Regions from separate parts of the Homo sapiens genome. Here region 2 is linked to region 1. Evidence: read pairs that join two places in POLR2A ChIA-PET (ENCODE). Cell type or tissue: PC-3. All regions are shown on one strand.

What was found. ChIA-PET counts read pairs that join two places held together with the same protein. Peaks named below come from ENCODE experiments on the same cell type or tissue, not always from the same donor. Only the 100,000 strongest peaks of a DNase experiment are listed, where the experiment ranks them.
Region 2: POLR2A ChIA-PET joins it to region 1 with 14 read pairs; 1 of 35 experiments calls an interaction of 5 or more read pairs at or near these places.

Annotation. Positions count from the first base shown.
Region 1 is chr10:53,356,226-53,358,725 of GRCh38, reverse strand. No RefSeq gene overlaps it. Among named protein-coding and RNA genes, the nearest start is that of LINC02672, 330 kb to the right of the region's middle. RefSeq lists enhancers at 1-27, 28-894, 2,364-2,500. In PC-3, no CTCF peak of the experiment used is centred here; DNase peaks (open chromatin) are centred at 1,555 and 1,905; H3K27ac peaks cover 390 bases.
Region 2 is chr10:53,595,441-53,597,940 of GRCh38, reverse strand. No RefSeq gene overlaps it. Among named protein-coding and RNA genes, the nearest start is that of LINC02672, 570 kb to the right of the region's middle. RefSeq lists an enhancer at 1-316. In PC-3, no CTCF peak of the experiment used is centred here; no DNase peak of the experiment used is centred here.

The DNA of each region.
Region 1 (2,500 bases):
TAGCCTCACTCACATTCCTGGCCAAATGGCAAATAACAAGCTGCGGCAGTGTTAGCACAATGTTTCTTCTGCCATGTACTACTGGCTAGAAAAAGTCATCAAGTGAATATTCAATGGCACAAAGCGATAAGCTGAAATTGAATATACACTTCAATTATGAGTGTTTCTTTCATGCTCACTATGTCTTGGCCAGTACTTTAAGCCAAGAACTCACAGAATGATATACCAACATGGGATTCCTCATTCAAATGCTTAGACCAAGCACAATTTACAATCAGGAAGGCAAAGTGCTGAGCACTTCTCCGTAAGATTTACTGGTCCTATCAAATACTGCAACCCTCAGAAGCTAATGGCCTAACTGGAATGGTACTTTTAAGGTACAATTTAAGTACCAGTTAGGGGAAGACCCGTGAGCAAATCTGGGATGATGCCTTCAAGTTGTGGAACATACTTTGAACCAATGGCCATTATATAGTTAATTGTCCCAGATAGCTACAAACAAAATGGGTCTGGAAATAAAGGAGGAGAATCTAAGAGGCACCACTCCCTAGCATTGTCAGTGATTTATTTGGAAAAGTTTTATTTTATTTTTTTCTGTTCTAACAACTTTAGCCTCTGCAGACTGAGAAGTTTTAGTCCCCACAGGGAGATAAGTTGGGGGTGGGGATGCTTCTATGAGGGAACATAGTAAAGGTTTTATTAAACCTAAGAATATGCTGCCACTTTATTTTGGCAGATTCCTCAGGCTGGCAGACTGGTAAGAAAACAAGGATGACTCTAATTATCTTAATTAGAGTACTCCTAAAAAAGGAGACTATGGCAGAGTGTGTCTGGTATGCAAAGAATTTGCTATGGTGATTCTAGTTACTTTCATACACATCAATAACCATAGATGAGCAATTCCAGAAATGATGGCCTGAAGGCTTTCTCAGTTTTGAGGTGCATACAGCACTTGCACAAACCAGAATGCCTATTTGGGAGGGCAGGGTTTGGTGCCATCAGAAGCACTCCTCAATCACTGACAAACATTAATTGTTGTAATTCTAAGACCTATTCTATGCTATTTCCCAAAGTTTCAACAGCAAGGCTCAGCCCTGGCTGCCTATTGTAGTAATGTGCTTATCAGTTCATTCTTCACAGGCTCTTCTGAAATTGTTCACTCCTCCAATGGTGCTTCCTGGAATCACCTCTCAAATCAATTACTTCGGATAAAATCTTGGTCTCAGTAGATCTAAAATCTGTGGAATGGCATTTTCTCATTCTCAATATTCTCGGGGGAAAAAAAGTTATTAAAATAAGACAAATGTTTTATTTTTTTCCATTTTAAATTAATGCATTTCAAAGAAATCTTGGTTACCTTGTTCTGAAAAAGCCATTCATCTCCTTCCAAAACCAATGATGGTTTATTCTTTTTCCCAAATACTTATGTGCAGCTTTGGGAATCATTTTCTTCCATATTAAGCTTCCCAGTATTTCTGAAATTATGGCAGATTCTGATTCTTGGAAGCAACCAGAACCCTCTGAGCTGCACCTCTATTGAATCATCTCTGTTTACAATGACTCTCACTCAAGTTATTAAGGATGTGATCTCTGCTATTTTTTTCATTAGAAAACCCACACATTACATAATAATTGTTAGGGTTTTTGTTAGTCTGTCTTAAAAAAATACATTTAAAAAATGTACCCAGTGTTGTCAGAGAATATCTTCATTTCAATATCACTTTAATATAGCCCCAGGAAAGTGAACTTTTCAAAAAAGGGAGATAGTTGCATCCAGATTCAATAATACCATATTTCTTCTATACTAAAACCACTAAACACACACACACACACACACACACACACACACACAAATTAGGTGTGATGGTTTATTTTATGTGTCATCTTGGCTGGGCTGCATTAGCCAGTCCTTGGCCATACGCCAGTGTAGACGTTGCTGTGAAGATATAGTTTTTAGATGTGACTAACATTTAAATCAATAGACTTTCAGTAAAGCTAATTACCCTCCATAATATGGGTGGACTTTACCCAATCGGTTGAAGTATTTAAGAGAAAAAGACTGAAGTACCCTGAGGAAGAAACAGTAATTTCTTAAAATAAATTTATTGCTCTTATGTGCATACACATACAGCCATGCATATATGTACACACACACACAAATACACACATGGTTTCTCTGAAGAACCTTGATGAATAATATAAGATTTAATGCTTCCTCACTGCACTAAGATTTATCCAAATTTTAGAATCAATGGTAGAAATACGGTAGAAATGATAATAAGTTATATTCACTGAGTACTTTCATCTAAGTGCTTTTTGTGCATTATTTTATTCTCACAAACACCTTATGCATTTTTTTATTTGTACAAATTTATAGGGCACATGTGCAATTTTGTTACATGCATTGGTTGTATAGTAGCCTAGTCAAGGATTTCAGGGTATTCATTGAACCCATAACGTATTCATTGTACCCATAAACTAATTTAACATTATCTACCTC
Region 2 (2,500 bases), 240 kb before region 1:
TTGACTGTTCCTCTACCCACTCTTTTCACATGTAAAATGTGAATTCAGTGAACACCATTAAAAGCCTCAGAGGAATGCAACCGCTTCAAGTCTTTTATTTATTCTGCCTCTTTTCTTCCCTCTTTCCCCTATTTAAAGCTTTTTCCCCTTTAAGCATTGAAGTTTTCAAACTCTCTTTGGAATAAGCATGGATCACAGATGTTCCTGTGATTTTGTGTTCCTTTTTCCCAGGCACGTCCTCAACTGTGGCAAAATAAACCTCTAAATTGATTGAGATTTGTCCCAGTCATTTCCTTTGGTTTTATAGTTACATGGGAAAAATTATTTAAAAAGCCAAGAAAGTATGTCTGGAACATACTTTCTTAAATTTAAAGCTTAAATTGAAAGCTTAAATTCAAATTGAAGCATAAATCATATACTTTTCTCCTGGGTGGCTTTCCCAGTGCTAAGGTTCTCTAGTGTATCAATGATGCCATCACATTTAGACAAAAAGAGACTCAGGCAGCTGAACATTTGTCTTATATTTGAGTTTAAATGAGGGCCTCTTAAGCTTGGACATGATTTTGTTAAGTTCTTTGAACAGCGCCTTTGTGGAAACACACTGATTAGAAGGTGATCTAGTAAAAGAAGACATGTAGAAAAGACTTTTCTTTTTTTCTTTTTTTAATGTTCCCAGAATAATGATCAAAGTGCTACAGATCTCATTGGGAATTTGTATTCACTAACAACTATTATTCTGATTTAACCACCTTGTCATCAAGAGAAGGGTCAAGTGAGTTTCTGAAGATCTGGTAATTAGCTAAAGGTATAAACTTATACTGAACTCTACTATTTTTTTCTTTAAATAATTAAATCTACTTTTGATATCAGGAGTTCTTATCTCTGATTTGATCAAGGCTAGTCATTTTTAATTAATTGAAAAAGCAAATTAATATAAAACATGAATCATAATGCATGAGTACTTTAAATGCTGCATTTGAAATTTAAACAAACACACAAATACAAACATACCATTTGACGTACAGCCAATGCCGTTCTAGGGCTACAGTTCCCAGTTGGAGTGCTACATAATTTTAGAGTAACTCATCATTTATGTTAGCTTTTTTTTTTTTTAATGGAGTAAGAAGCTAAAGAACATTGCAAAGCAATCTGAGGGCAGAATCACTTAGAAATTTATTTATCCTTGTCCCCCTCCCCAGTATTTTACAACAAAGTTACCTATATCTTATTCAGCAGAATCTGTTTTTTCGGTTATTTGCCTTTGATCTGTCAGCTCAAAATATTGATTTAAATTTTCATGAAGCAACTCTCTTTCCTGTTATATTTCCTTGGTTTGCACAGCACTCAATTGAATTATGTAATTTCAAGTAGCTAGAATATACTGGCTTAGTGACTATGATAGTTTGCATTTTTTCATTTTTTTTTTAGCAAATATTTGTGTACCCCTGCCTCCCACTGTGGGCAGAGAATGTTTCCATGTCCCACCAATGTTGGGTTTGGGTATTTGACTTGATTTGATCAATGAGAAGTTAGTGGTGTTATTTAAACATAGGCTTGAAATTACATGCTCTCCTGCTTTTCTGTCATCAGAACAAGAATGAAATGTTCTGTACAGCTGCTTCTGCCGGAAGAATGAGAAATACATTGAGCAGAGCTATCCCAGTTGACGCAAATGTGTAAGCAATACAAAACATGCTACTACTGTATGTCACTGAGTTTTGAGGTATTTGTCACACACTAATAGATGATCATGCAAGAAATAAGCTCAAATGAGTTTAAGAAAGGCTTCTATTGAACTTGTGAGAGCAGATATATGTGGACTAAGATTCTTATTAGCTGTAAGTATGAGGATATCATGGCAACAAAAAGTAAAAACTAAGAAGAATCTTATTTTCATGTGCCCCAGGTTTTTTCATCCTCTGCTTGTTTTATTCTTCTTTCTAATCAAGCATAACTTGACCAACAATGTTTATCACCATAGTGTTGGGTCTAAAGATGCTGCTGCATGACACAGTGTTACTTCAAAGTTAATTCAGAAAGACCATATTCTGATTTTTTTCTACAGCCATTATTGTTAAACCTGTCACTAAATTTGTCTTCTAAAAATCCTAATGATCTTCTGATCTTACTATAAAAAAGCTCTATTAATCTGGGTTGCTCAGTATTTTGTTTCCTTATCTACTCACGATCTCATGTTAATGCCTAACCTAGGTGTCTTCCGTATTGCTCTTGAACCATGCTCCTCATGTTAGACTAAGACATTTCTAGATCCTTACAGGGCAATGACATGAGGTATAACATTGATTAACTGCAGAGGACGACTGACATGACAGAAACACACTCACATGTTACAGTTCACATGGCTCATATTCCTGGCTCCTAGCTTTTAGCCTGCTTTGCTTCATGCCCAGTAGATCCTGTTCAATCACTGACACTTTTCACAGCTAACTACCTCAATGAAACAAGTGAAAAAGGGAAGAGGAAGGTCATTTTTAAGTTC